5 separate regions of the Homo sapiens genome follow, and regions 1, 3, 4 and 5 are each linked to region 2. A link is a loop called in an ENCODE intact Hi-C map of the cell type or tissue named here. Cell type or tissue: endothelial cell of umbilical vein. All regions are shown on one strand. Each heading gives the region's core, and the rest is flanking DNA. Links, peaks and the distances in the headings are about the cores only. Region 1 has its middle 22 kb from the start of OOSP3. Region 2 holds the start of STX3 (syntaxin 3). Region 3 has its middle 19 kb from the start of OOSP1. Region 4 holds the start of LINC02705 (long intergenic non-protein coding RNA 2705). Region 5 has its middle 8.3 kb from the start of MS4A4E.

The links. Hi-C counts contacts between places; a loop is a spot of excess contacts. Peaks named below come from ENCODE experiments on the same cell type or tissue, not always from the same donor. Only the 100,000 strongest peaks of a DNase experiment are listed, where the experiment ranks them.
Region 1: it touches region 2 in a loop (3-fold over the local background); 18 of 110 quality-filtered maps call a loop at or near these places.
Region 3: a loop joins it to region 2, with 17 times the contacts of the local background. A loop is called at or near these places in 18 of 110 quality-filtered maps.
Region 4: it touches region 2 in a loop (16-fold over the local background); 2 of 110 quality-filtered maps call a loop at or near these places.
Region 5: it touches region 2 in a loop (15-fold over the local background); 5 of 110 quality-filtered maps call a loop at or near these places.

Annotation. Positions count from the first base shown.
Region 1 is chr11:59,897,552-59,903,902 of GRCh38, forward strand. It overlaps the pseudogene SRD5A3P1. Among named protein-coding and RNA genes, the nearest start is that of OOSP3, 22 kb to the left of the region's middle. In endothelial cell of umbilical vein, for the core only: no CTCF peak of the experiment used is centred there; DNase peaks (open chromatin) are centred at 2,170 and 3,930; H3K27ac peaks cover 3,230 bases.
Region 2 is chr11:59,750,123-59,756,473 of GRCh38, forward strand. It overlaps STX3 (syntaxin 3), which reads left to right and starts at 5,254. Exons shown (of 11, transcript NM_004177.5): 1 at 5,254-5,513. The coding sequence starts at 5,484. RefSeq lists enhancers at 3,684-4,184, 3,874-4,168, 3,934-4,228, 4,165-4,324 and a silencer at 5,195-5,454. In endothelial cell of umbilical vein, for the core only: a CTCF peak has its summit at 4,018 (motif pointing right); DNase peaks (open chromatin) are centred at 4,139, 4,909 and 5,739; H3K4me3 peaks cover 1,921 bases; H3K27ac peaks cover 1,762 bases.
Region 3 is chr11:59,916,154-59,922,504 of GRCh38, forward strand. No RefSeq gene overlaps it. Among named protein-coding and RNA genes, the nearest start is that of OOSP1, 19 kb to the right of the region's middle. RefSeq lists a silencer at 5,316-5,476. In endothelial cell of umbilical vein, for the core only: a CTCF peak has its summit at 3,063 (motif pointing left); a DNase peak (open chromatin) is centred at 3,058.
Region 4 is chr11:60,162,422-60,168,772 of GRCh38, forward strand. LINC02705 (long intergenic non-protein coding RNA 2705) reads right to left here and starts at 1,979. Exons shown (of 4, transcript XR_950142.1): 1 at 1-1,979. RefSeq lists an enhancer at 5,992-6,351. In endothelial cell of umbilical vein, for the core only: no CTCF peak of the experiment used is centred there; a DNase peak (open chromatin) is centred at 3,410; H3K27ac peaks cover 1,699 bases.
Region 5 is chr11:60,248,306-60,254,656 of GRCh38, forward strand. No RefSeq gene overlaps it. Among named protein-coding and RNA genes, the nearest start is that of MS4A4E, 8.3 kb to the left of the region's middle. In endothelial cell of umbilical vein, for the core only: a CTCF peak has its summit at 3,390 (motif pointing left); DNase peaks (open chromatin) are centred at 3,366, 3,906, 4,036 and 4,606.

The sequences.
Region 1 (6,351 bases), core at 809-5,808, 150 kb after region 2:
GGACCAAGAATGGATAGAGTTTGTGTATTTAATCTCTCTCTTTCATAGATAGCATTCATTTGGAATGAACTTATTACTTTCATTCATAAAATATTTCTGTTTTTCCATTGTCCCTTAAAGTCAAAAGCCCACCAAGTCCAGAATAGGAGCCAGCGGTGGTAAAGGCAGACAGAGAGTGATAACCCTAATCACTGTCCCAGAGCTGTGATGCTTCATTCTTGAAAGGAGGATTGCCAGGCGTGATGGCTCACGCTTGTAATCCCAGCACTTTGGGAGGCCAAGGCGGGCAGATCACCTGAGATCGGGAATTAGAGACCAGTCCGATCAACATGGAGAGACCCCGCCTCTACTAAAAATACAAAATTAGCCGGGAGTGGCGGTGCATGCCTGTAATCTCAGCTACTTGGGAGTCTGAGGCAGGAGAATCGCTTGAACCCGGGAGGCGGAGGTTGCGGTGAGCCGACATAGCGCCATTGCACTCCAGCCTGGGCAACAAGAGTGAAACTCCTTCTAAAAAAAAAAAAAGATTTAAAGTTCTAAGATGGCTAAGATGGGCGCACGACGCGCCAGTGGCCACTACTCCGCGGGCTGACGGTGGCGGCGCTGGCAGCGCGGAACGCGGGCGCCTAAGCCATGGCTTCCTCAGGGAGAGCTGAGCTCTGGGCGCTGAACCCGCTGCGCTTGCTGTGGCTCACGCCGGCCGCCGCCTTCCTGCTGACCCTGCTGTTGCAGCTTCTGCCGCTCGGCCTGCTCCTGGGCCGCGCATTCTTCCAGGACCTGATCCGCTTTGGGAAAACAAGTGTTGGGGGGCCTCCGCGCCCCGCCGCCTGTCGCACCTTTGATGTCCCCAAGAGATATTTTTTCCTACTTCTCCCACTTCTATATCATCTCAGTGCTGTGGAATGGCTTCCTGCTTTGGTGCCTTACTCCATCTCTGTTCCTGGCAGCATCTTTTCCAAGCTGGCTTTATGGTTTGCTCAGAATTCTCAGGGCAGCACAGTTCCAGGGAGGGAAGCTGGCGCTGTCTGCGTTCTTAGTGCTGGTATTTCCGTGGCTGCGCAGCTTACGAAGAGTGCTTCTAAGTCAGTGTCTTCTCCAATGGCACGACTCACATCGTGCAATACTGTTTTGGACTTGCCTACTATGTCCTTGTCGGCCTATCTGTGCTGAGCCAAGTGCCAATGGATAGCAGGAATGCCTATGTAACAGGGAAAAAGCTACTGATGCAAGTGCGGTGGTTCCATATTCTCGGGATGATGATATTCATCTGGCCATCTGCCCATCAGTATAAGTGCCATGTCATTCTCGGCAATCTCAGGGTAAATAAAGCAGGAGTGGTCATTCACTGTAACCACAGAATCCCATTTGGAGACTGGTTTGAATGTTTTCTTCCCCTGACTACTTAGCAGATCTGATGATCTACATTTCCATGGCTGTCACCTTTGGGTTCCACAACTTGGTGAATAGTGGTGACATATGTCTTCTTCAATCCGGCCCTGCCTGCCTTTCTCAGCCACAAATTCTACAAAAGTAAATTTGTCTCCTACCCGAAGCATAGGAAAGCTTTCCTATCATTTTTGTTTTAAGTCAACCTCAGTCATGAAGAATGCAAACTAGGTGATGGTTTCCATGCCTAAGGACAGTGAAGTCTGGAGTCCAAAGTACAGTTTCTGCAGAACTGCTTGAAACTCTCTGTTCCATTTCTATGCCCCACAAGTTTTCACTGAATGAGCATGGCAGTGCCACTCAAGAAAATGAATCTCCAGTGTCTTCAAAGAAGAAATACTAATGGCAGATCTGCGATTTCTGTGTCCACTTTCTGAGATACTCTATAAAAACCAACCGGTAAAAAGTAGATGAGACTTCTCCAAGCTGCTTCACAAGCAAACTAACCAAAAATATATAAACAGTGTCACACATGCACACACACACACATACACAAAGGAAGAGATAAGTGCAAGGCTCTTGTATTGGTTCGAAACCCGAGAACGTGCCAACAAACACCACAAGGCGGTGTGGAGCAACAGGCTGTTTTAATGAGCACCTGGGTGCAGACGGGCTGAGGCGTAAAATGGTGTCAGCCCTAAGTGAAGACGGGGCAGGGGTTTTATAGTTTCCTATAAACAGGAAGTGTCCCAGTCTGACGTAACTGCTACGTGGTACCCGGATGGCCTCTCTCTCGATCTGCAGGGGGCACATGTCTTCTGGCCAGCTCACTTCCTGCTTCTTCTATCTTGCTGAGGCACAGTGCTGGTGCAAGTGGCCTTGCGCCTTGGGACTGGGCCTGAGGAGGGAGGAGTTACTCATCCCCCTAAGCTTTCAGGCCCTGGGGAGAATCTTTCAATAAAATCATCAATGGCTGTAACAGCCTGGTAGGAATGGACTATATAATAATACAGCAGGTGCTCAATAAATATTTGTTGCATTTCAGTAAAAGCAGAATAAACTTTGAAAATAATAAAAGGCTGAGTGCAGTGACTCACACCTGTAATCCCAGCATTTCGGGAGGCCGAGGTGGGCAGATCGCTGGGGCCCAGGAGTTGGAGACCAGCCTGGGCAAGATGGCGAAACCCTGTCTCCATCAAAAAATATAAAAATTTGCCAAGAGTGGTGGCAGGCACCTGTAGTCCCAGCTCCTTGCAGGTGGGCTGAGGTGGAAGGATCGCTTGAGCCTGGGAGGTTAAGCGTGCAGTGAGTCAAGATCACACCACTGCACTCCAGCCTGGGCAACAGGGCAAGACCCTGTCTCAAAATAATAATAATATATAGTTTTACACCAAAAGTTTCGGGGAAAAATGAGTTTGCTGGAGTTAATTTATACTTTCATGCATTACCACAAAGATCTCCAGTTACATAACTATCAATAGCCATTTCCACTCATCTCCCCCTCGAATCATAGCCTAATGGAACGTTTTGAAAGCTTCTTTATTTAATATTTCTTTTATGTCCTTTGAAGGGAGCACTTCAAAAGTGAAAGCATCAGAACATAAAATATATTTATGCATAGCAAGCCTTCTTGAATGGAAATGACACACTCTGGATTGAATAATACAGTAGCCTCATTCATATGTAGTTATTTAAATTGGATTAATGTCTGCCTGAGTTTATTTGAACTAACAGAATGTATCTGAAGATATTCAGGAATGAAGTTTATATTTAAAATAGCTTATGTTAAAGAAAATACCTGTGATTAATTCAGAGGGAAATAAATGCATGGTATAAAAGAAAACCCAAAACTTGAAAAATAATACTGTAGCCTGGGCAACACAGTAAAAACTGCACGTTTGTGCAGCATAACATCTTCCGGCTTATTGGCTGAGGTGTTAAGTTTATTCCTTTTATGCAGATGTCCTGTTACAGTCAGCCAAGCACTAAAGCTTTGCATTTATGTGTACTTTGCTATGGGGGAAAGAACCTTATGATTAATAAGACACATATCAAATGCGTAGTCAATCATCCCCGCCCCATCCCTGGAGCTGTAACCCAAAACTGTTAAACTAAAAATCTTTTTAATATCTTTAAATACATGCATGTCAAGAACATTCAAAAGTTCTTGCAGCAATTTTGATAGAACATTTTCTCTCCCAACAATTAACACCACTTAATTAAGATTAATCTGTGGCCCAGTCTATTTAAATAAATGCCATATTTATTTTACTTATTTAGAATTTGCCATTCTCAGAAAAAAAACTCTTTGTACATTGGAAATGAAAAGCATATTGCAGTTTGGTCTTAATTTCCACGTGAATGTCACGCTTAATTTTAAATAAATTTTTGGGGAAAAATGTATTTTATTTTTAGCATGCAATTTTATGCCCAGGTTAGACTAGGGATTTGGCTGATGTTCTGGAATCTCATTGTACTGTTAAGTAATGAGCATGCTCAATGACACACCCTGTCAGGGGTTGTGAGAAAGCTGCAGTGTTCAGTTTCCCACCCGTTTCCTTTTCCTGCTGTCTCTCTCTGACTCATTCCTGCTTCTTACTTTCCCTTTTCCTTCTTTGTCCAAACATTACATTTCTAGGCAAAGATAAAAGAGGAAATAGTGATGTCCTGAAAGGGATTCAGAACAAAGTAGCATGGCCTTTGGTGAAAGCTTCACCTATGGGAAATAATTGAGAATTGTGCTGTGCTTGCAATGTCAGAATCAGTACTGTTTTTTTTTTTTTTGTATTGGTGAAAATATTCCACGTACCTAAAGGGAGAGCATCAGGGAGTTTGCAAATTCTTCACAAGGATCCAGAAAAAGCTTAGAGGTGGAGAGTCATGATTTTCCTGTTGGCTTAGTTGAATAGCCGTAATCTTTCATTTTCTACTACCACTAAGTTAGGGGGAATGACATTGAACTACCTCATTAGCAGCCTTGCCTGGATTAACTACTGATTGAAAAAGTGTGCTGGAAATAGCCTTTGTTTTTGTTGAAGCTCATCCTACACACTAACATTTGCTTACAGTAAGCATGGATTATTTTGTCTCTGCCAAGCTGTGTTCTGTATTATATTTTTACTTCAATGTGTGGTTATTGCTAGAATTCCTACAAAAATGCCTTTGTAGATATTTTTGTACGTAGTTTAATAGATATTTGGTTTAAGGAGGCTGCAACATTTGCATAAAGTACCTGAAAACTCAAGAACCATTGATAAGTGAGATCTCTCAAAATGAGCTGATACATTAAAGAGGACCTTAAAACAGAAAAAAGTAAATATATATAAAAAAAGTTCTAAAGAGAGAAAAAAAGCACTTCCATTGATCCCCTGCCCCCCTGGATTAGTCCCATCCATGGGAAGTTATCTATATCTTATACATTTATGTACATATCTTCCATTTTTGAAAGATAGGTTTATAAAATAATAAAAATTTCAGAAATAAATAGCATGTAGATAGGTAACATAAAAAAAAGAAAAATGATGAAAACTGAGGTAGTTTGGAAAGCCTAAACCATTTTTTGAGGGTATAGTCCATATTTAGCCAAAGCACAAACGTACATCTTCTAATTTTCAAAAGAATGCAGAAGGTTAGTATAAAATTTCCTGCTTTTTAATGTTAGTTATAAAACATTTAAAAAGCAATAGTAATAGGAAAGAGTTACCAATATTTGATCTTTGATAATAGAATAAATGAAGCAAAATGACTGTCATATGGTAGCTGCTCAATACATGTTACTTCTCTTTTGCACACTAGTTCCAAAATACTTGCTGACTGCAGGACAGCTGTTTTAGTTGCTAAGCCCTGAACTTCCCTTCACACTCAGGCGGACTCTGGGAGTATTCGCTTTATTGTCTGCCTTGAAGTTTCCATTTCTCTAAGGAGCTCTGTGAGTCTATGATGGCCCTTCAGAGAACATGTAACACAAAACATCACATTCTTTGCCAACTATTCATGTTGTATCTTTCTACTTTTTGACCCTTTACTCTTTTAAGAAACTGGCCATGTGTAGAAGTGGAACATGCTTTGCTTGCTTTGCCCTACTATTGCCTGATATATTCATGTAAGTAGCTCCAGACACTCCAGCGAGTTTACCTATGGAACCTTCCAGGAGAAGACGCTCCCCCTGTGCCATTCTGGCTTGAAGCTTCCTCATATAAGGTGCTGCATCATTTGCAATGAGTAGGAAAACATGTAACAGGTCTCCAGAGTCATCTGATTTCAGTATCTAATCCCTCCAATCACTGGGTGACAGAGTTTAGTCACAGAAAGCCATCAGCTTATGATAGTTGAGGTAATTCAATGTCTGTCTTACATTTAAAAGAATGAGGCAAAATAATTTTTTTATAGTAATATACATATCTGGAACAGCCAAAGGGACTGGCTTTAAGTAAATTTAAAATAGTAAGAGAAATCAGTAAATTATCATTTTAAAAGTAATGACACTCAATAGAATTAATGTACTTAATATACATGCATATTAAACATAAAATATAGAAAATGCATGATATGTATGATATGTACTATATATAGAAAATACATACAATGATCACAAGCATAATAAGTACGTTTCATGTTTGTTATAGGTTACAAATATTGCAGAAATGAAATTTTGGTCACAGTGGCAAACAAACATACAACATTTAGAAAAGAAATATAAGACACATGTAGCACCTTTAAAGAGGAAGTCTTAAAAAATCTGGAATATGGGATGGCTGGGTCAAAGGGTATTTCTAGTTCACAATAGCAAATACTTGGAACCAACCCAAATGTCCATCAATGATAGACTAGATTAAGAAAATGTGGCACATATACACCATGGAATACTATGCAGCCATAAAAAATGATGAGTTCATGTCCTTTGTAGGGACATGTATGAAGCTGGAAACCATCATTCTCAGCAAACTATCGCAAGGACAAAAAACC
Region 2 (6,351 bases), core at 897-5,896:
AAAAAAAAAAAAAAAAAAGGGAGATATGGCAGTAAATGTGGTTATTGCCATCTTCATCATCATGTAAAATCTGCCCTACCTTGGATTTATCTCCAGATGTTGTTCTCAGGTTCTCAGCAGGCCCAAACAGTGCACACGTGGGGCTAAGCCAGGAATAGGATTCAAATGAAACTGGGACCACTGAGTTTGTGCTTTTTTTTGAATTAATAATCTTTCATCCTAATTTCTATTCCAGGGAAAGGTGATGGAGAAAATATCGGAGTCTTGGAGTTTCGGTAGCTTCTCTATTCTTGTTTTTTTTTTTTTAGATAAGAGTCTTGCTGTGTTGCCCAGTCTGGAGTGCAGTGGTGCAATCTTGGCTCACTGCAGCCTCCACCCCCCGAGTTCAAGCATTCTCCCGTCTCAGCCTCCCAAGTAGCTGGGACTACAGGTGCCACACCACCAGACCTGGCTAATTTTTGTATTTTTAGTAAAGACGGGGTTTCACCATGTTGGCCAGGCTGGTCTCGAACTCCTGACCTCAGTTGATCTGCCCACCTTGACCTCCCAAAGTGCTGGGATTACAGGTGTGAGCCACCACACCCGATCTCTTTTCTTACCTTTATACCAGAGCTTATTGGTCTCCATATGAATCACTGGCTCTGTATCAGTCTGCCTCCAAACTGTTCTCCCCACGACTATTCATTCCCCTCCCCTTTCTCCCGCAAATGTGTGGTCATGATTCCCTAAGCTGAGGGATTTATTTTGCGATGTTTTCCAAACTCTTTTTTCTTTGGAGGACGTCTTGAAGTGGGTTGTGTTGTTGAACTTATGTTGATAAATGCAGCATTATGTTGGAGAATGCTGAACTTATGTTGGAAAATGCTGACTCTGAATACCAAGATGGTTATTATTTTATCTGTGAATGAAATATTCCAGGCATTTCTCAGTTTCCCGTGCTCTCTGAAAAAGCAGTGCAGTTATAAAGGGTTAGCAGACTTTTTTTCAAGTTATTGAATTACGGAATTAACAATTCTCGTATATATTAACTCACTTATCTTCACAAAAACCCATGAAATGGGTACTATTATTATTATTTATCATTATTAGTTTTTTGAAACAGAGTATTGCTCTGTCACTGAGGCTATAGTGCAGTGGTGCAATCTTGGCTCACTGCAACCTCCTCCTTCCAGATTCAAGCAATTCTCATGCCTCAGCCGCCTGAGTTGCTGGGATTACAGGCATGAGCCACCACCCTTGGCTAATTTTTGTATTTTTCTTAGAGACAGGGTTTCACCATGTTGGCCAGGCTGGTCTTGAGCTCCTGGCCTCAAGTGATCCACCTGCCTCAGCCTCCCAAAGTGCTGGGATTACAGGTGTGAGCCACCACGCCCGGCTGAGATGGGTATTATTATTATCTTTGCTTACGGATAAGGACATTGAGGCACAGGGGCATTAAATCAATTGCCAAAGGTCACACAACCATTAGTGGTAGAACTGAGATTTGACCTGGGTAGTTTGGCTCCACAGCCTGGGCAGGCAACCACTGCCTTTTGCAGCATGTCTATCAGCATGCTATGTGAGCTTGGGAAAATCATCTTATTTCTCTGTACTTAATTTAATTTATAATAAAATGGGGATAATAATATGTACCCTAACTCCCTCCCTGAGTGATTGTGAGATATCAGGACAAAACAAAGTTATAAAAGTGCAGTAAAATTCAGTATGGCTATTCAAACATTCAAACGAGGAAATACATTAGATGGCTTATTTCTTTAATTACAAGGAGTTTAAAGCCACAATTATCCAATTGCCCTTTATCTGTGCTTCATTATAAATATCCTGTTCCTCTTTTTAAAGGAATAGATATACTTTTAATTTTTTTTTTTTTTGAGACATGTCTCTCTCTGTCACCCAGCCTGGAGTGCAGTGCCGTGATCATAGTTCACTGCAGCCTCAAAATTCTGGGCTCAAGCAATCCTGCACCGCAGCCTACTGAGTAGCTGGGGACTGCATGTGAGCACCACTATACCTGGCTAATTTTTTTTTTTTTTTTGAGACGGAGTCTCGCTCTGTCACCAGGCTGGAGTGCAGTGGCGCAATCTCGCCTCATTGCAACCTCTGCCTCCCGGGTTCAAGCAATTCTCACTGCAGCCTCCACCCCCTGGGTTCAAGCAATTCTCCTGCCTCAGCCTCCCAAGTAGCTGGGATTACAAGCACACACCACCACGCCCAGCTAATTTTTGTATTTTTAGTAGAGACGGGATTTCACCATGTTGGCCAGGATGGTCTCGATCTCCTGACCTCATGATCCACCTGCCTCAGCCTCCCAAAGTGCTAGGACTACAGGCGTGAGTCACTGCACCTGGCTCGATTTATGTATGTTTTGTAGAAATGGGGTGTCACTCTGTTGCCCAAGCTGACAAAGAATTCTTATTATTATTATACTTTAAGTTTTAGCGTACATGTACATAACGTGCAGGTTTGTTACATATGTATACATGTGCCATGTTGGTGTGCTGCACCCATTAACTCGTCACTTAGCATTAGGTATATCTCCTAATGCTATCCCTCCCCGTTCCCCCACCCCACAACAGTCCCCGACAAAGAAATTTTAACACAGTTGAAACTGTACAACTATGGAAGGTGCCACCTTGGGAATGTCTGGAAAAACTAAAAAAGTTAAAATGGCAAAAACTCCAAAAATTATTGGGTGTCCTGTGGCATGCTAGGCCTTATCTAAAGCACCTTTCTGGATTACCTGATTTTTTAGTGATTTTTGCCTTATAAAATCTTGCAGCTATTTTCCAACTTGGTAAGTTGTAGAAAATTCATAGGAATGCCAATGATTCTTGTCCATAGAGATGCCTGGTAGAAGTGCAATTGCTCTCCCAGCACCCCGAGGCCAGTTCTGCATTTATTATTTATTTTTATTAAAAATATAATTTTTAAGACAGAGTTTTGCTCTGTGGTCCAGGCTGGAGTGCAGTGGTGTGATCTCAGTTCACTGCAACCTCTGCTTCCCAGGTTCCAGAGATTCTTCTGCCGCAGCCTCCCGAGTAGCTGGGATTTGTAGGCGTGCACTATCACGCCCGGCTAATTTTTTGTATTTTTAGTAGAGATGAGGTTTCAAGATGTTGGCCAGGCTGGTCTTGAACTCCTAACTTCAAGTGATCTGCCCGCCTCAGCCTCCCACAGTGCTGGGATTACAGGCATGAGCCACTGCACCCGGCCAGTTGTGCATTTATTAACATGTTCGTTTCAGCATTCCTGATTGCCTATATATGTGTGTACACTTTGTGTTTTCCTCTGGACAGGGCTAGCTTTACTGGTCTCCTCATTCATTAATGAATTAAAGTCTTTGATGTGTGTGCATTTTATATTTGTAGAGGAGTCATGATTTTACTCTTTTCAAAACAATTATCCTGTAACAGGAACCCTCTGAGCAGAGGCAGACAGGCCACCCTTGATTCCTGCTGTGGAAAGAGAATTTTTTACTCCAGACCCCAATGGTCCTTTTCAGATTCCTAACGTGAAGGGTTGTTCATATCTCGGCCTCTCGCGGAAGACTCTATTTTCTTGAAGCGCGGGGAACTACGTATTCCCACTAACAAAAATCTGTTAAGGGGCAGGGCGCAGTGGCGCACGCCTGTAATCCCAGCCCTTCGAGAGGCCGAGGCGGGCGGATGGCTTGAATACAGGAGTTCCAGACCAGCCTGGGCAACATGGCGAAACCCTATCTCTACGAAAAAAACACAAAAATTAGCCGGGCGTAGTGGCGCACGCCTGTAATCCCAGCTACTTGGGAGGCTGAGATGGGAGGATGGGTTGGGCCCAGGGGATCGAGGCTGCAGAGAGCGGTGATCGCGCCACTGCACTCAACTTGCGCAACAGAATGAGACTCTGTCTAAAAAACAAACAAACAAACAAACAAACAAACAAACAACCCCCAAACTCCCCAAAAATGTGTTAGGGGAAGGAGGTGGGACAGTGTGTATTTCTGATCTACTCGCCTTTCCTAGTATGACCACCAGGGGGCGCGGAAGCCCTCCTGGTACTAAGGCGGGGACAACCTGCCCAGCGAGCACAGCGGGCAGAAGGAAGTGTGCCGGACGCGAGAGAGAACTACGGCCGAGACCCGCGGGGCCGGCTCAAAGCCCGACCTCTGCCATACGCACCGTATCTTTATGGGAGCCGATGAGGTCAGCAGGGAGCACGCGTTCAGATGGCAGAAGAGGGCAAAGTACTGCTAGAATTACAAAGATATTTACAGCTTTTTAACCTGAAAGCACAGAGCAGATCCTATTCTTCAGAATTAAATCTTCGGCTCGCCAGTCCCGTTTATGGATCTCCACTCTGATGAATGTGCCATTTGTTCCCAAGAAGACAAATAGGGTAGGGAGAAGAGGGAGAGGCGGGGAGAAGACTCGAGATAAAGGGACGATCTGCTTTTCGGAAGCAGAAGCCGCCTGGGAACCACCTGCACACCAAGCAGGCTGCGAGGACGGGGAGCGCTCCAGTGCAAAGTTCTGTATTTTAAAGCCCCTCCTCGCTCACAGGCTTCACAGCGAACTACGAAGTGGGTACCATCTCTGATTTACAGACACGGGAACGGGGTCCTCTTGAGAAACGATGCTTTCCCAAACGTCTGCAAATTGTGAGTGCCAAGTGTCTCCACTGGCACTAACAACATCGAGCTGCTTACGTTTCTCGGAGCGGTCCCGATTTCCAACAAGCAAAAGATCCAAATTCTCTGACCACCCTGACCGTCCTGTATCTCCAGATCTCCAGGTCTTTCCTCTGGACACCTCCTCCATCCCCCCACTTTCACTGCCAGCAGCCCTGAGGCTGCGCGGGATCCCGCTACTCGGAATGCCTTCCTCCTGGCGGGATATTTTTAGAACACTCGACTGCCACCCAATGTAGCCCACATCACATTGTCTTATTTGTTTTCGGGAGCTTGTCCCCGCCTAGCAAGGAGTCGGCTAAGAACTGGATCCTAGCGAGGAGCCCGGCACAGACAGCGAATGACCGCAGCCAGACAGTCGCTCTTGCTCTTCCTCGGCCCTGCGGCAGGATCCGCCGGTGCAGGGGCCTCTCCCCGGACTCCACGCGTGTCTGGAGGGCTCTCGGGTTAGGGAAGGGGGCTTTGGAGACGCCCCGGGCGGCCGGGCGGTGGCGGGACGCGGGCCCTTTAAGAAGGAGCGAGGGGCGCGGCCAGGTAGGGGCGGGTCCAGGGCGGATCAGCGCTGCGCCGGCGCCGGCCCGGGAGCCGGATTTGGAGCGCGAGGCGCCGGTGGGGGCGGAGGGGGCTGCGCGGCGGAGGCTCCCGTGGCCTCGGACGCTCCTCCTAGCTAGCGGCCGCCGCCCGCCGCCGCCTGCGCCTCCAGCTCCTTCGCCCCGGCGGGCCCGGCCGCCGCTTCCGGCAGCTCACCTGGGAAGCGCTCACCTGGGACGCGCTCACCTGGGACGCGCTACCTGCCTCCGGGCGCCTGGGCTTCAGGATGAAGGACCGTCTGGAGCAGCTGAAGGCCGTGAGTTTCGCCGCAGGCGGGGTGCTGCCAGGAGGGGTGCTGCATGGGAGAGGGGCTTCCCTTTGCTCCCCAAGTCGAGGCTGGAGGGGGGCCCGAGCCGGAGGCTTGCCCTCCCCAAGCCCCCACCGCTTCCCGCGCCGGTTCCGCACCCTCCCCTCCCCTCCCCTGCGGGGTCATGTGCCCGGTGATTCATCGCTAGGCAATGATTTTCCTGAACGCCTCTAACTCTCCCACCCCGCAAGCTGGACAGTGTCTGTCCAGAGCTGGTTCCCGAAGCGGGTGCTTGGGCCCGGGAGGTCAGGGGTCCCTTCACCACCTGCCCACTGCTGCCTGGCACTATGCCCAGGACCAGCCTCCTTCTCCCTTTCCTGTTTCTCTCCTGAGGTGCTACAGGCCTGGCTGCCCCTTCCCCCAGGGAGCAGCTCAGAGCTCTCTGGTGACCTCTGGAGCTGTGAGCCGGTCACATGCTGGGATGGGTCAGCTCCTCTCCAACCGGTGGTCTGTAATTGTTATCCCCGGGTGTCATTGTCCCCCCCTCCCCCGCCGTATCTTTTGGAACAGCTGTGGTTAGGTCAAAGGATCTGAAGGTAGACTACCTCCAGCCTTGGCTGCGCAAAAGCTGTAAAGCCTTAGGTTACTTACTGTGAGTCTCTGTTTCCTTATCTATCAAATGGGAATGATCATACCCTAGGAATTTGTTGGGAGGATCAGCTGATACAATGGAACTTGATACAGAAAAGGGTTAACGCATAGGGTTTTAAGCCAGATATTCATTGACTCATTCAGTACATAATTATTGAGTGTATTCTATGGGGAGGTCCAGTGCTAAGCCTTGGAG
Region 3 (6,351 bases), core at 824-5,823, 170 kb after region 2:
CCTCTCCCATGATTCACTTACCTCCCACCAGGTTCCTTCCATGACACTTGGAAATTCTGGGAGTTACAATTCAAGATGAGATTTGGGTGGGGACACAGCCAAACCATATCATTCCACCCCTGGGCCCTCCCAAATCTCATGTCCTCACATTTCAAAACCAATCATGCCTTCCCTACAGTCCTCCAAAGTCTTATCTCATTTCAGTATTAACTCAAAAGTCCACAGTCCAAAGTCTCATTTGAGACAAGGCAAGCCCCTTCTGCCTATGATCCTGTAAAATCTAAAGCAAGTTAGTTACTTCCTAGATACAATGGGGGTACAGGCATTGGGTAAATACAGTCATTCCAAATGGGAGAAATTGGCCAAGACAAAGGAGATATAGGCCCCACGCAAGTCCCAAATCCAACAGGGCAGTCAAATCTTAAAGCTCCAAAATGATCTCCTTTGACTCTATGTCTCAAATCCAGGTCACATTGATGCAAGAGGTGGGCTCCCACAGTATTGGGCAGCTCTGCCTCTGTGGCTTTGCAGGGTACAGCCTCCCTCCTGGCTGCTTTCATGGGCTGGCGTTGAGTATCTGTGGCTTTTCCAGGTACACAGTGCAAGCTGTTGGTGGATCTAACATTCTGGGATCTGTAGGATGGTGGCCTTCTTCTCACAGCTCCACTAGGTGTTGCCCCAGTAGGGACTCTGTGTGGGGGCTCTGACCCCACATTTCCCTTCTGCACTGCCCTAGCAGATGTTCTCTATGAAGACCCTGCTTCTGCAGCAAACTTTTGCCTGGGTAACTAGATGTTTCCACACATCTTCTGAAATGTAGGTGGAAGTTTCCAAATCCCAGTCCTTGACTTCTGTGCACTCACAGGCTCAACACCACATGGAAGCTGCCAAGGCTTGGGGCTTGCATCCTCTGAAGCCATGCCAAAACTCTGCATTCAGCCATGGCTGGAGTGGCTGGGATGCAGGGCACCAAGTCCCTAAACTGCACAGAGCATGGGAACCCTGGGCCCCCAGCCCACAAAACCACTTTTTCCTCCTAGGCCACTGGGCCTGTTATGGCAGGGGCTGTGGTGAAAACCTCTGATATGCCCTAGAGACATTTTCCACATTGTCTTGGGGATTAACACTTGGCTCCTCATTAATTATACATATTTCTGCAGCCGGCTTGAATTTCTCCTCAGAAAATGGGATTTTCTTTTCTATCACATTGTAAGGCTGCAAATTTTCCAAACTTTTATGCTGTGCTTCTGTTATAAAACTGAATGCCTTTAACAGTATGCAAGTCATCTCTTGAATGTTTTGCTGCTAGAAATTTCTTCTGCCAGATACCCTAAATCATCTCTTTCAAGTTCAAAGTTCCACGAATCTCTAGAGCAGGGGCAAAATGCTGCCAGTCTCTTTGCTAAAATGTTAAGAGTCACCTTTGCTCCAGAGTCACCTTTGCTCCAGTTCTCAACAAGTTCCTCATCTCCATCTGAGATCACCTCAGCCTGGAATTCCTTGTCCATATCATTATCAGTATTTTGGTCAAAGCCATTCAGCAAGACTCTAGGGAGTTCCAAACGTTCCCACATTTTCCTGTCTTCTGAGCCCTCCAAACTGTTCCAACCTCTGCCTGTTGCCCAGTTCCAAAGTTGCTTCCACATTTTCAGGTATCTTTTCAGCAGTGCCCCACTCTACTGGTACCAATTAACTGTATAAGCCCATTTCATGCTGCTGATAAAGACATGCCCCAAGACTGGGCAATGTACAAAAGAAAGAGGTTTAATAGACTTACAGTTCCACATGGCTGGGGAGGCCTCACAATCATTGTGGAAGGTGAAAGGCAGGTCTCACATGGTGGCAGGCAAGAGAAGAGATCTTGTGTGGGGAAACTCCCATTTTTAAAACCATCAAATCGCGTGAGACTTATTCACTATCACAAGAACAGCACAGGAAAGACCTGCCCCCATGATTCACTTACCTCTCACCAGGTTCCTCCCACAACATGTGGGAATTACAGTACAAGATAAGATTTGGGTGGGGACACAGCCAACCCATGTCACACCTTTTCCTCTATGATCAGTTCCTTTGACAACTAAAGAACTCTGCTTAAATGAGGCCTTCCCTGACTCAAAAAATTACTTAAAATCCTATCCTCTGTCCTACATTAAACTTTTTACCTGCCTTATTCTTTCACAGTATTTATCACCATCTAATGTGATATATAATTTGCTTATTTTTTATTTTCTGTATTCTTTCCTTATAATGTCACCTACATGAGGTTTCCAGTGCATAGAAGAGAACTGGCACATGATATATTTCATTTACTCTGACATGGACAGTTTTTTACACAGTAAAAAAATCAGAATTCTAGAAAGTTTATAATCAGCTATATATAATGATTGGTCAGTGGACAGGAATGCTGTAGCTGTCATCATTTGCACATGGAGAACTTGGTCTGAAACTTTCTGTTGGCGCCTCTTGGTAAGGTCAGAGAGTGCTGGCATAAAAATTTGAGAAATAAGTACCACCAATTGGCATACAATCTGGAGAGAAGAATGAAGCATTCTTTTAAGAGATATTGCATCACCAATGGTGGTGATGGCTCAAAGAGAGATATATTTGTGGGGAAACAGGAACATTGATGACTGCGATCCAAGAAGTGATTTAGAAGAGTGAGACTCACTGTAAAAATATTTTAGGGTTACTTCAACCAATTAATTTTGTTTATACTTGCTTTTTGTTACACTTGCTTTTGTATACAGCACAAGAGTGATATGATTAAAGATGTCCATAAGAGCTCTTTCAATTTTTATAAAATTCAAAGACTAAGTAGTAAAATGTGCCTGATTCATTGGTAGTTTCTTTAATCCTAAAGATATAAAGTTTCCTTAATCTTCGTATGAAAAATAGTGGTATAGTTAAAGCTTAGATTCAATGAAAAATGGGAGGAGATGCTCAAATATTTGTTAGATGAGTGAATAAAAATTCACCCCAGACTTTTTTTTTCCTTCCAAAGGGCCCTGTGGCTTCCTTCCTCTAAACCCATTAAACAGTGCCATCTGCAGGGAAGGCAGCTCATGACATCATGTTTAAATATTAGAAGAACAATAACAAGGTAAAAAAATTGGCAATGCCACCATTCAGCTCTCTGTGAGTATCTCTTAAAACTAGAAGTTTATTCTGACCCATCCATGAGTCAGATCTAAGATAAGCAGTTATTATCTTTAGGCAAGACTGAGTCGGCACATCAGATAGATAAAGGAAAGAGAGAGAAAGAGTTAAAATGTTTGTGCAGCCTATATTTTTCTGGCTAACAGCCACTAGGAAAAGCTGGATTGAGAAAGACCTACATTAACTTTCTTGTGTTCTAGTAACTAAACTTTTAGGCAAAGCCTAAGACTGTCCTGTTTAAACGAACTGTTTCTATCTAATAAGAAATTATAATGATATGGTATGATGGCAAAGCTATTTTAGAGGCCTGGACTCTCCATTAACCACAGCAGTTTAGCAGAGAACAAGGTCTCTGCCACAATCCATTATCCTAAATTAGCACGTGGGTGTTGGAGATGGGGGATGGCATGACAGCTCCATATGAGTATTAGGGGTTAATAAATGGAAAAGGCTGCTGCTGCTAAATCCAGCCCTATAATTACATTTTGGTCTCTGGGTCAGTTCCAGGTCACTAGCATCTCAACTAGCCTAAAACCCATATAATGCTTATTTGTAATTTTAATTTTTAGTTCCGTATTAATGGCATTTTATATGCCCCCAGTCATAATGGAACAAGAGTGAATTTGGGCATCAGAGATGCTGATTTTACTACTGATGGAATCTCAGGCCTACGTGCTGTCTGAATGCTCATGCAGTGGTTGTAGATACTGTACTTTACCTTTTAGATGGTGAGGGTGTTGAAAAGGTATTTTTTTTTCATTTCCATGTAGGTGCTTTTGTGACCATAAAATCAGTTTTACAATTAAAGTGATGCCTACATTCCTGCAGTGCATCTCTTTTCAAGAGCTTTGTTTAATAATCTCTACATGCAATAAAGGAATTGCATCTCTCTCTTTTGTGCCTCTCATGGACTTTCTTCCTTCCCCCGGTGCCCTCTGCTGCATTCTTCCTTCTTTGACTGCCAGTCCTGGTTTCTGACAATGTAACCTTGGCTGGAACTTAGGTGATGATTTTGCTTTCCTTGTTTGGTTGAGTAAACTTGTAACCCCAGGAACATGTGGAAAAAAATAGGTATAAAGTGTGCATGTTGTGTTTATAGGGATGTGGTGAAACATTTTCCAGTCACTATGCTGCTTTATGGGTGCTGTGACTTAAGATGCTTAAGGGGATTTGAGCTACTAAATATCTAAGTTTCAGTTTGTATTTATGAGTGTGATTTAAGTCATTGGGAGAGTTTATTCTAATTAGTAAGTCTGCTTTGTTAGAAATTTGAAACATTTGAGAGAATCAGATATATTAAATATGTAACTATACTTAAAATATCTGAGGATATTGACATTAAATTGCATCAGATGAGTAGGGAAGACATCATTTGTAAACTTGGATTAATTGTACATTAATCAAAGAAAAAGTAAAAAAAGTAATGATTTTAATACTTGAAAAAATAGGATTTATAGGTTGAGATACTTTAAAAAGTTTTACATATGTTTCATCAATATAATACTTATTAGAACAAAATAAAATTAAAATTTTCTTGCACAGAAATGCCTTTAAGATAGTAAAATGTCAGTAACAAATATCACATACTTAAAATTTAGTTCCATAGAAATATGTGATCTGGGAAACTGCAGTTTCTTAACAAGGCTGTGCTTTCTTGGAGAAAATGTATGGAAACAGGACATTGATAGCTAGGAACACCTTCTCCAAAAATGACTGGGTATCTTATGATGCCTTTGGGAAAAGGCATCTACTGAGGTGGTCATATGATTATTCTTTTTTATTCGGTTTATATTCACTAGAAATTGTAATTTTCACTGGATATTGAAGCCTAGATTGTTATTTTTTAAGTCAGCATTTTGAACATGAATTTTTGTCTACTGTTCTCCCTATTTCCTTCTGATACATCAGCCTTCATTCTTATTACTCTCCAATTGTAATGTGTCTATATTAGTCTGTTCTCACACTACTATAAATACATATCTGAAACTGGTTACTTATAAAGAAAAGAAGTTCTGCAGGCAGTACAGGAAATATGGCTGGGAGGCATCAGGAAACTTACAATCATGGCAGAAGGCGAAGGGGAAGCAAGCATGTCTTACATGGTGGGAGCAGGAGAAAGAAAGAGTGAAGGGGGAGGTGCTACACACCTTTAAACAACCAGATCTTGTGAGAACTCACTCACTATCATGAAAGCAGCAAGGGGGAAATACATTACCATGATTGAATCACCTCCCCACCAGGCCCCTCCTCCAGCACTGGGGATTACAATTTGACATGAGTTTGGGAGGGCCACAAATCCAAGCCATATCAGTGTCTTTTTAAAAAAAGCTTGGGAATCTTTTTATATTTCTTGTTTGCAGCAGGAAAATTGTCTTTGCACTGGCACTTTAGTTGCACCTTGTATAGGCATTGCATTTCTCCATCAGGTGGGCAGCTTCTGGATGGTCTGGTTTATGATATGACCTGTGGAACTCTTGATCATGTGTCCTGCCCTGCACTTCTTGTTATAAATGAGTCCATTGGTCTGGCATGATGTTATCTGGTATCATGCTGGTGGTGAATTAAATACTCTAAGCCCTTGGATAGTAGTGTTGACTAAGGCCCTGCAGACAAACCTATACCTGGTAGGCATATGATGTGGTCAAATTGTCACCAAGTTGCTGATTGGTCTCTTCCAGTGATATGTGATCTCAGGGACTTAGGGTTATTGTCAGGTTGGACATTTGGTAACAGCGGTAACTCGATTAGTTTTGTTAAGTCAGAACCCATGCTATTAAGCCAGATATAGCCTCCATCCTTGCCACCACAGCTATTCTGTTTGGGTTCTCTTGTGCTAACAATGGCATGGCTAATGACAGAAACTGGCCAATGTCAACTGGCCAAGTCATTTTGTCCACCTATTTGTATAGAAATTCTTCCATGGTGGATGCTCCTTGGTGGATATTAACAAGGGTTATGCTTTCATCTTCATGGTGGGAGATGCAAGACACAATTATTTGTCCTTTACAGGAAATGTCCCAGCATGTCCCAGACCACCGGACACAAAAATTTCAATCTGTTTGGGCCTCTGAAATTTTATAGGGTTTATCTCCTCTCTTTGGAACTCAGGTGTCTTACCAATTCTCCCAATGTACCAGCTACTTCTTGCTTATCCAGCTCAGTTAGTACAATATTGTCAGTATAGTGTGCCACTGT
Region 4 (6,351 bases), core at 640-5,639, 410 kb after region 2:
CTTCATGTAATAAAAACTAACTATAAATTATGAGTGCTTCTGAATTAGGGATCTTCTTAAAAACATGATTTTATTTAATAATATTGTATTTTATAAAATCCTTATTGTGTATCTTATCACATAACAGTTGTAATTATTTAATATACTTTCCCGACTATTACTTCTGTTTTTTTGAAAAACTCTCCTCCCGGTTCATGTGATTTCATTAGACTTGTAACCCCAGGTATGACAAAGTCTTTTCTTATGCCACAGTAACTGGACTGCTCTATTTTCTCATCCTTGTAAAATGGTAACTCCTTAGTGAATGCTTCAGAAGTTTCCAAAAATTCAAGAAAAATACCATATTGTTGGCAAATGTTAATTTATTGTGTATCATATTTAAGGCAGTAGGAAAAATGTTTCATAGAACCAAAAGATTGACATCATGTAAACAAACAAACAAAAATCAGTTTGCTACTAACACTTTCCCAATCCACTCTCTCATCTTGGTATTTTTTTCTTTTTCTTTTTCTTTTTTTTTTGCCAAGGACTTCTTAAAATCTTTTCAGGATTTTTCTTATAAAATATTTTGTAATATTTGAAACAAAACAATAAGCCTAATAACATCCTGACATCCATTAACATTTAAACAATTCAACTTGGACTCTAAATTCCCTCTACAAATCATGTTAATTCTATGATTCCTCCACAAGAATTTACATAGGTGAATATCTATACACATATGTATGTTTACATATATATGCACATATCTATATACATATATATGTGTCTTTTAACTTACTGATTTTTTTCTCCATTGTAAGCACTTATTTGGATGTTCAAGACACATGATAATAGAAACATTTACTTCCAAGTTTAATTTTGTAAGGCAAAATTCTCATTTTGTTTCTGGACAAAAATATCTTTTGGGCCTTTATATCAGCCTCCTCATATATTTTCTCATTCCAGGGGAGAAACTGGTTTTCATCTGGTTCTGTCGATCAACCAGAAAACTCTTGGATATCCCATTTCAGAGTCAAAGATATTAACATAATGTTCATTACACTATTGTGTGTGTAATTGGTTAAATTACAGCATAATTTTCTCTTTCTTTGCAACAGAATTGTGTTTTTGCCATGGAAAACATGTTCCCAATTAAGTGTGGTGACTGGAGGCCACTCATTGGTAAATTACAGATGTCACTTTATACCTGGATATATATATGTGTGTGTGTGTGTGTGTGTGTGTGTGAGCATGCATGTGTATATATACATATATATGTGTATCTTTATATGTGTGTGTGTGTGTGTATATATATATGTATATATCTCCCAGATATCACTAGATAGGCTTTTACCAAAAACAAAACAAAACAACTGCAGGATGTCATTTTACAGCACTTTCAACTATCTCCATGGATACAATATGATGTTGTTTCTCTGTCCAGTCCCAGCTAGATGCAACACAAGGAAAACTAGTTATCCATGGCACATGGACCAGACCATTAAAGAACAATGGTAAAGACACCACTTTCCACAATACCCTTCCGTGAGTTAGTCTCACTGTCGCTTTTGCATAGATGCATGTCCCTGTTACAGACTTGTCCACTGACTCTCAAAGACATTAGCTTTCATATCCAGCATTCAGCAGTTCTTCCGAAATGAGGATACAAGGCAAGTGTTGATGATGGTTATGCTCTAGTGTCCTAATTATTCCCTTCATTTACACCTCTATTGTTTTTCCTGGCTGACTTGCTGCTATTTCCACTTCCCTGGAGTAGTGCTAGCTCTACACCTATTTAGGTTAGCAAGTCCTGTTCACTCTTATAAGGTGTCTTTGGGGATAGATTTGTTAGGGTGTAACTCAGCACAGTAACCCCACAGAGGGTTCTAATTTCCCCTCAGATATGTGGTCTTGTGGTATTTCTATAATGTGTTATATTTCTAGATTTTTATGTGTATTTCCAGAAAAAAAAAACCCGTCTCTACTAAAAATACAAAAACAAGTTAGCCGGGCATGGTGGCGGGCACCTGTGGTCCCAGCTACTCAGGAGGCTGAGGCAGGAGAATGGTGCAAACCCAGGAGGCAGAGCTCGCAGTGAGCGGACATCGTGCCACTGCACTCCAGCCTGGGTCTGTCTCAAAAAAAAAAAAAAAAAAAACAAAAAAAGAAATTACCAGTAAACAGAGAGCCTAAGAATGAGAAAAAGTACTCACAAACTATACATCTGCCAAAGGTCTAATATCCAGCTTCTACAAGGATCTTAAGCAAAAACCAAAAAAAAAAAAAAAAAAAAAATCCAATTAAAAATGGGAAAAGGACATGCACAGACACTTTTCAAAAGAAGACATACAAGCAACCAACAAATATGAAAAAATGTTCAACATCATGAATCATCAGAGAAATGCAAATCAAAACCACAATAAGATACCATCTTACACCAGTCATAAAGGCTATCACTAAAAAGTCACAGAACAACAGATGCCGACAAGGCTGTGGAGAAAAGAGAACACTTACACACTGTTGGTGGGAATGGAAACTGGTTCAGCCACTGTGGAAAGCAGTGTGGTGATTCCTAGAAGACCTAAAAACACAACTACCATTTGACTCAGCAATCCTGTTACTGGGTTTTCCCAAAGGAAAATAATTCATTCTATCAAAAAGACACATGCACACATATGTTCATTGCAGTGCTACTCATGATAGCAAAGACATGGAATCAACCTAGGGGCCTGTCCATGGTGGATTGGATAAAGGAATTGTGGTACATATAAAACATGGAATACTATGCGATCATAAAAAACAATGAAAGCTTGTCCTTGGCAGCAACATGGATGGAACTGGAGGCCATTATCCTAAGCAAATGAACGGAAGAACAGAAAACCAAATACTGCATTGTTTTCACTAGCAAGTGGGAGCTAAATATTGAATACATATGAATGTAAAGATGGGAACAATAGACATTGAGGACCACTCACTCGATGGGGAAGGGAGGGAGAGGGGAACAGGTTGAAGAGCCCCTGTTGGGTACTATGCTTACTGCCTGGGTGATGGGATTTTTGGGACCTCAAGCCTCAGCATCATGTAATGTACCCATGTAACAAACCTGCACGTGTACTCTTTAATGTAATGCTGATGCTGATTATGCATTTGATTTCCCACCTTTCAACCCCACAACTTCTCAAGGAACCAGGAAACAGGGTACCATTTTAAAACTTCCAAATTTGTGAAAATAGAAATAAATTTATTACTTGAATTAAGTTCTTTTTCATCAGCTCATGTCACACCAAATCTTTCATGGGACAAAAAGAAACCCACGTTGGTTATGACTCATTGCCTCACCACATGTCTACTGACAATGAGCTCCCAGCCAGTGTCGGCCAGGACACAGTTGTTATTTTTCTTCTATTTTCTGCAATAACAACATCAAAAAAGGCAGTATGTTACCAAGAATAATAGTACCCAAAGTTATCCACATCCTACTCCCTGGAATCTGAGAGTATGCTATGATATCTGGCAAATGATTTTAAAAGTTACAGATAGAATCAAGTTTGCTAAGCAGTTGATCTTAACACAGAGTTTATCCTGGAGAATTATGGCAATTCTAATGTAATAATAAGAGTCCTTATAAGTGGAGAACCTTTCCCAGGTAAGTCTAAGAGAGAATTGAGGATAGAAGAATAGTCAGAGGTGCAACATGAGAAGGACATGATCTGCCACTGCCAGCCTTGAAAAAGCCCATGAGTCAATGAATGAGACAGCCTCAAGGAGCTAGAAAAGGCAAGGTCATGGATTTTTTTCCCTAGAAGCTCCAGAGAGGAAAGTAGTTCTGTAGATAACTTGATTTTTAGCCCAGTGAGACCAGTGTTGTATCCTGACCCACAGAACTCTAAGATAAAATTGTATTGTTTTAAGTCACAAAGCTTGTGGTAATTTGTTACAGGCACAATAGAAAACTAATATAAGCAGTGTGATAATGAGAAATTATAAATCACTCTCCCTCATATATATAGATGTAAGAAACTGAAAAATAAAAGTGGCAAATAGAATAGGAAGATGTATTTTTAAAGCATTTGGTCATGGCCAAATTGAACTCATTCCAGTTATTCATATATAATTTGACAATAGAAAATCTTCGAAAATCACTTACTGCAGAAACACATCAAATAAGAAAAAAAGACTTTGTTAATCTCAACAGAGGTATGCAGACAAAGCTTTTGATAAAAATCGATATATACAATTTTTTAAAGAAATTCATGGAGAAGTATGGCCATTTTAACAATATTGATTATTTCTATCCATGAGCATGAACTGTTTTTTCATTTGTTCATGTCGTCTCTGATTTCTTTCAGCAGTGTTTTGTAGTTCTTATTGTAAAGATCTTTCACCTACTTGGTTAGCTCTACTCTTGGTATGTTATGCTTTTTGTAGCATTGTAAATGAGATTGCATTCTTAATTTGGCTTTCAGCTTGAACATTATTGGTATATAGAAATGCTAGTAATGGTTCTACATTGATTTTGTATCTTGAAACTTTACTGAAGTTGTTAATGATTTCTAGGAGCCTTTTGCTGGAGTCTTTAGGATTTTATAAGTATAGAATCACGTTGTCTGTGAAGAGAGACAATTTGACTTCCTTCCTCTCTTTCTATTTGGATGCCTTTTATTTCTTTCTCTTGCCTGACTGCTCTGGCTAGAACTTCCAGTACTATGCTGAATAGAAGTGATGAGAATAATCATCCATGCCTTTTTCCAGTTCTCAGGGGGAATGCTGCCTGCTTTTGCCAGTTCAGTATGATGCTGGCTGTTGGCTGTGGGTTTGTCATAGATGGCTCTTATTATTTTGAGTTATGTTCCTTTGATGCCTAATTTGTTGAGGGATTTTTAACATGAAGGATGGTGAATTTTATCAAAAACCTTTTTCTGCATCTATTGAGATGTCATATGGTTTTTGCTTTTAATTCTGTTTATGTGGTGAATCATATTTATTGATTTGTATATGTTGAACCAATTTCACATCCCAGAAATAAACCCTACCAAAAATAATAAAATTAAACTTCTGAAAGCAATAAGAAAATGTATTTTAAATGTACAGTAAATAGTATAATTGGTATTGAGATATTAAATTTTTTAAATAATCAAGAACAGCCTGGGCGTGGTGGCTCACGCCTGTTATCCCAGCACTTTGGGAGGCTGAGATGGGCGGATCACGAGGTCAGGAGATTGAGACCATCCTGGCTAACACGGTGAAACCCCGTCTCTACTAAAAATACAAAAAATTAGCTGGGCGCAGTGGCAGATGCCTGTAGTCCCAGCTACTCGGGAGGCTGAGGAAGGAGAATGGTGTGAACCCGGGAGGCAGAGCTTGCAGTGAGCCAAGATCACGCCATTGCACTCCAGCCTGGGTGACAGAGTGAGACTCCGTCTCTCTCGAAAAAAAAAAAAAAGGCTTTATACCTCCACCCATCTTCTAGTAGTCCTTGAGCTGGAGTGTCTGGGTGGGACACTCAGTCCCTGCAGGATGCATCATCCTTCTCCCTCTTAGGCATTTTCCAGAATTGCTGCTCTGGGGACAATTGCCTCCACAAAGTTAACAGTACTTCATGGAGTTGCTTATCAATTTTCTTTCACGCAACCCCAGCCAAAATCAAATCAATCTACATCTGTGTGCAGGTCACCTACTGGGGATGCATTTTGTCCCAAGAGGTAGCCCCCTGGAGTAGGGAAACTTTCCCCTTTTTTATGGCACAGACTCTCTGGTCTCACCTACAGCCCTCTGCTTCCCTGAGGGCCGCCATGGAAGTAGTCACCTTATGTATGCAGCACCCCACATAGAGTGAGGACAGTGGCCAGGGAACCAAAGGCACTCAGGGGCACAGAGCCCAACACAAAGTCCCTCATGTGGGAGGTAAAGTGTTCATCATTTGGCCCTTGGGTAGTCAGATGGAACAGCCTGCCACACACCCATCTCCCAAATTACATGCACTAAATCTAGATACGACTGCCATTTACTCACAGTTTCTGGTATTTCTTTGGCATCTTTCCATATCGTTCAAATGGCCACCATCAGCCATTCAATTAGGGTGTGGTCGCCTTGCCCTGTGCTAACCACCTGCTCACCTGCAATCACTGACGGAGGGAGGGATGAGTCATAATGGAAGCCAACTTCTCCATTTCAGAGGCAGAGCAGACGATGCTGTTGGCTCCCTCATCCCAAAGATGAGGCATCGAGGCAGGTAGGGGTTCCCCCAAGCACTGCTGACACTGTTTATCTAATTCCCACAATATAATTGGGGTATAGGCACTGTAAGACATGTGCTCTGTCATGGTAGGGGGTCCCCAAGCCCAACCCTGGGGCCCCAATGACTGTTCC
Region 5 (6,351 bases), core at 432-5,431, 500 kb after region 2:
ATCCACCAGTCTGCTTCAACAATTATCGATAGTTTGCCAATGTTTTCTCATCTCTCTCCACCCTGCACATATTTGTAAGAGTATTTTAAAGTAAATCTCACATTTAATATCACCTCACTAGTTTATACCTTGGTATGGATCATTAACAGATGACACTTATTCCATAACATTTTCTAATATCATTATCACATTTTACAGCATTATCAATAATTCCTTAGTATCATCGAATATAGAGTTCATATTCAAATTTTATTATTTTCTCATACATATTTGTTCATTTTCTTAAGTCAAGAACACCCCAGCCCCATCCATCCAAAGGCCAGACATTGCATTTTGTTGATATGTTAATTAAGTCTCCTTCAATCTATATTTTCCCCTTCCCACTCTTTTTTATTCATGTCATTTATCTATTAAAGAAACCATGTCACTTTTCCTATAGAATATCTACATTTCAGGTTTCTTATTTAAAAATTTCTTAATTTTTTTATACTTTAAGTTCTGGGATACATGTGCAGAAAGTGCAGGTTTGTTACATAGGTATACACGTGCCATGATGGTTTGCTGCACCTATCAGCCTGTCATCTACATTAGGTATTTTTCCTGATATTTTCCCTCCCCTAGCCCCCGACCCCCCAGCAGGCCCCTGTTGTGTGATATTCCCCTCCCTGTGTCCATGTGTTCTCATTGTTCAACTCCCACTTCTGAGTGAGAACATGCAGTGTTTGGTTTTCTGTTCCTGTGTTAGTTTGCTGAGAATGATGGTTTCCAGCTTCATCCATGTCCCTGCAAAGGACATGAACTTGTCCTTTTTTATGGCTGCATAGTATTCCATGGTGTATATGTGCCACATTTTCTTTATCCAGTCTATCATTGATAGGCATTTGGGTTAGTTCCAAGTCTTCACTATTGTGAACAGTGCTGCAATAAACATACATGTGCATGTGTTTTTATAGTAGAATGATTTATAATCCTTTGGGTATATACCCAGTAACGGGATTGCTGGGTCAAATGCTATTTCTGGTTCTAGATCCTTGAGGAATTGCCACAGTGTCTTCCACAATGGTTGAACTAATTTACACTCCCAGCAACAGTGTAAAGGCATTCCTATTTCTCCACATCCTTTCCAGCATCTGTTGTTTCCTGACTTTTTAATAATCACCATTCTAACTAGCATGAGATGGCATCTCATTGTGGTTTTGATTTGCATTTCTCTAATGATGAGTGATGAGGAGCTTTTTTTCATATGTTTGTTGGCCATATATGTGTCTTCTTTTGAGAAGTGTCTGTTCATATCCTTTGACCACTTTTTGTTGGGGTTGTTTGTTTTTTCTTGCAAATTTGTTTAAGTTCTTTGTAGATTCCGGATATTAGCCCTTTGTCATATGCATAGATTGCAAAAATTTTCTCCCATTTGTAGGTTGCCTGTTCACTCTGATGATAGTTTCTTTTGCTGTGCAGAAGCTCTTTAGTTTAATTAGATCCAATTTGTTAATTTTGGCTTTTGTTGCCATTGCTTTTGGTGTTTTAGTCATGAAGTCTTTGACCATGCCTATGTCCTAAGTGGTATTACCGAGGTTTTCTTCTAGGGTTTTTATGGTTTTAGGTCTTACGTTTAAGTCTTTAATCTATCTTGAGTTAATTTTTGTATAAGGTGTAAGGAAGGGGTCCAGTTTCAGTTTTCTGCATACGGCTAGCCAGTTTTCCCAACACCATTTATTAAATAGGGAATCCTTTCCACATTGTTGTTTTTATCAGTTTTGTCAAAGATCAGATAGTTGTAGACGTGTGGTGTTATTTCTGAGGTCTCTGTTCTGTTCCATTGTCTAATATCTGTTTTGGTACCATACTGTAGCCTTGTAGTATAGTTTGAAGTCAGGTAGTGTGATGTCTCCAGCTTTGTTCCTTTTGCTTAGGATTGTCTTGGCTATATGGGCTCTTTTTGGGTTCCATATGAAATTTGGTAGTTTTTTCTAATTCTTTGAAGAAAGTCATTGGTAACTTGATGGGGATAGTATTGAATCTATAAATTACTTTGGGCAGTATGGCCATTTTCACGACATTAATTCTTCCTATCCATGAGCATGAAATGTTTTTCCATTTGTTTGTGTCTTCTTTTATTTCCTTCAGCAGTGGTTTGTAGTTCTCCTTGAAGAGGTCCTTTACATCCCTTGTAAGTTATATTCCTAGGTATTTTATTCTCTTTGTAGCAATCATGAATGGGAGTTCAATCGTGATTTGGCTCTCTGTCTGTTATTGGTCTGTAGGAATTCTTGTGATTTTTGCGCATCGATTTTGTATCCTGAGACTTTGCTGAATTTGCTTATCAGCTTAAGGAGATTTTGGGCTGAGACAATGGGGTTTTCTAAATATACAATCATGTCATCTACAAACAGAGATAATTTGACTTCCTCTCTTCCCATTTGAATACCCTTTATTTCTTTCTCTTGCCTAACTGTGGTGAGAGAGGGCTTCCTTGTCTTGTGCTGGTTTTCAAAGGGAATGTTTCCAGCTTTTGCTCATTCAGTATGATATTGGCTGTGGGTTTGTCATAAATAGCTCTTATTATTTTGAGATACATTTCATTAATACCTAGTTTATTGAGAGTTTTTAGCATGAAGGGCTGTTGAATTTTGTTGAAGGCCTTTTCTGCATCTATTGAGATATTCCTGTGGTTTTTGTCATTGGTTCTGTTTACGTGATGAATTACATTTATTGAATTGCGTATGTCGAACTAGCCTTACATCCCAGGGATGAAGCCGCCTTGATCGTGGTAGATAAGCTTTTTGATTCACTACTGGATTCAGTTTGCCAGTATTTTATTGAGGATATTTGCATCGATGTTCATCAGGAATATTGGCCTGAAATTTTCTTTGTGTGTGTGTGTGTCTCTGCCAGATTTTGGTATCAGGATGATGCTGGCCTCATAAAATGAGTTAGAGAGGAGTCCTTCTTTTTCTTTTGCTTGGAATAGTTTCAGAAAGAATGGTATCAGCTCCTCTTTGTACCTCTAGTAGAATTTGGCTGTGAATCCGTCTGGTCCTGGGCTTTTTTTTACAACAATAACAAACTGCCATCTGCTTTTTATCACCTACTTGTAAGAAATTCTACACAATATTGATAACAGAATACTCCTCTCATAAAAAAAAAAAGTTGATTTCAATTCTATCTGAATAATTACCTGCTTCAGAGGCTGCCCTTGGCATGACTCTGTGTCATCTGTTCTCTTCGGGCCTCAGAGGAAACTGAACAGAAAGCTACTCCTGCCTATGTCCTGTTGTGTATCTAGAGGGACAATTTAGCCTCCAGCTTTACACTGCCTCCAGAGCTCAATTACATAGAAAAACCCAACCGTCCTCAGGACACTTTGCTGCCATCTGCTGGGAAATTGTGAAAAGTACACAAAAAGTGGTTGGAGCCTCAGATTTGCCTAGCGTTCCCCCTAAACACTCACATGGGACGGTACTTTGTGTGTGCATGTTATTGTATAAATGCATGTGCCCTCAACTATCAGAAAGCATATGGACCATTTAGCATTATCTAAGCTATAAAGAGTTGAGATGCAAAATTTCCTTCCATATTACTTTTTTCTGTTGTCTAGCAAGAGTGGTACCCGAAAATCACTGGAGTGGTCTTGAGGATTTTAGGTGTCTCTGTGTGCAAGTGCTGGAGGGAGGAAATAAAGAGGGTGCCAGTATATGGAAGTGTAGAGAAGCTGTATCATTTAAGAAAGTGAGACAGGAAGAGATGTAAGAGGAAGAAAAGGAAGCTCAGAAGTCCTGATGAAATTACATTACACTGTGTCGGGCTTTGTTCTAAGTGCTGGATGTATATATTTTCTCATCCTGTGATCATGGAGTATTATTATGTTTAACTATCTCCATTCTGCAAACAGAGAAGGAGATACCAAAAAGTTATAAAAGTTGCTCAATATAATGTTTGTGTGTTTGAAGAAGTAAATAGGTTTCTGGAGGGAAAGTGCTCATACATCTGTCTGGTCTGCTGGATTAGATGCCAGTGACCTCTCTGAGCCTATGCTGACCCTGAGTTTCAGATCCGTAAGGGCAGTGGCAATCTGTTGTGAAAGGGACTCATGTTAGTGCCGAGGTCAGTGGCCCTAAGCTCCAAGACCAGGCTTGCCCATGCCAGCAGCCTCTCTACTGTGGCTCTTGGGGCTGCAGCAAAAACAAATGCAGATGGGCAATAGTTATTTTCAGTGAGTGAACCTGGGGGCTTCCTTTGCTTCTGCCCTTATAAATAAAAATAAATTTTCCAAGCCAGCTGCAACTCTGCCATCAGCAGTTGCCCTGAAGACTGCAGTAGAATGTCACCAACATGTCATTGCAGGAAACTGAAACTTAGGTCTTTGTTTCCAAAGTTTGGGAAATACTCATAGTGTCTGAACATGGGGTGAGAAGGGAAAGGAAAACTGGGTTGTTTATAACTGTTGGGAAACAAAAATGTGCTGTGTTTTTATGAGGTTTCTCTTCAGTTGCTTTTCATTTGTTTGAGAGGAAATCTACTGCTTGGTTAATATAAAGTATCTATTAGGCAGAAAGTTGCCCATACCACTGTTCTGGAGGGTGTAGTTCCTCTGTACTTTATGACTTGTGCATGACATTTTGTCCTGAAAAGAGTACTCATTGTTTGAGGGGCTACAGTGAAACACAAAGAAAAGAGGAAGACAGAAGGTCAAACAAGGGGAAAATATTTATATATATATTTGGCACTCAGGGACTTTTATAAATTGCTGAGCTGTATAAAAATGGTACATTAAGTAAAAATAAAACAACTTTGAGGTTCCTAGGACACTTATATTTTCCTCTTTTTCTTTTTTTGGTATTCCTTCAGAAAGGATCAGCTTTATAAAAAGGTGAGATGATAAATGTTTCAGAATAACTTGTAATGTTTATATGCTAATCGTGAAACTTTATAAACATAGATAAAAGAGTAGAAAATGATAAAACAGATATCTACATATCTTCCCCGAGATTCAGGTGACATGATCATTTTCTGTATTTAGATACATCGTTTTCCTCCTTACAGAAATAAAATGCTGCAGGTAGCCCCAAAGCTCTCCCTGTCTCCTCCTCCCCCTGCCTCCTTCCCCAGAGGTATTCACAGTTAGGAGGGAACTTCCTCTGTCTCTAGCCTCACATTTCCTTCCAGCAGAACTTCCTATAGAGAAACACACCTGTTTATTTCCTCTCCTTAACCTGATTCTCTTCAGGGAAAGAGGAATGCTGCACAAAGTTGCAGAGTTTGGAAGGAGGGCTTGGGCTTGTGTGGTTCAGCCCCTCTGTGTTTGGAAGGAGGGCTTGGGTTTGTGTGGCTCAGCCCCTCTGTGTTTCTTCATTTGTTTGGGAGACAGTCTTCCTACTAGACAGCATCATCACCTGCTCTTCCCTTCCCTTGCTAGGGTTTGGAGGTGCCTCTTCTTACAGAGGAGGCCTGGCATGACCCAGCTCTGCCAGTGACTGGTTTGGCACATTAATTGAATTTCATTTGGCCTTGAGTTGAAGGAATTCTTTTCTTATTTTGCAAGTCACTCTAAAGAGAGGACTAGAAGAAAGGGGTATTGTGTATAGGCCCTAGTTCCCCAAAAAACCTATGTTCAGAGACTAGGAACTTTGAAAAATATATTAAAAAAAGCACTTGGGGAGATTGATGCATCTGATAGCAGTAGGAGGTAGACAAATCCTAGGCAAACAGGGGCAGGTGTCTGGTGAACCTCATCTTCAAATCAAAGACAGTTTAAAGCCTGAAAGCCAAGCTACAAGTCTTGACAAATCCACAGACCAGATTGAGAACCTATCTTCCTGTTTGGCATGCTTTCCTCTGAATGATTCTTACCTTTCACCTGTTTTACATGTACCTACCCTTCCCTAATTGGTCTTTTACGTTGTCATGCCCACCTTTGAGTGTTGCCTTTGTTTTAGCCTTTTTTGCATACTCACAAGCCAATCAGCACTCACTCTGCCATTCTGAGCCCATAAAAGCCCCAGACTCAGCCATACTTGGGAACTGACCACCTCCGGGTGAGAGAGAACACCCAACTTTGGTTGGGGGACCACCCTTGCATCCCCTCTCTGCCAAGAGCTGTTCAGTCTCTCAATAAAATCCTCCTCCACTCTCCTCACCTTTCAATTATCAGCATAACCTCATTCTTCTGGGACGTGGGACAAGAACTCAGAACCCACCGAATGTGGGTACAAAGAAGGCCGTAACACTGTGGCCCTCTGCCCTATGACAGTGGCGGGAGCCACCCCATGCAATGAGAAGCAGTGGCAGGAACAAGCCAGCCCTGGAGCTGCAGGCTGGAGTGAGGCTATGGGACTGACAGAGCTGTTTACA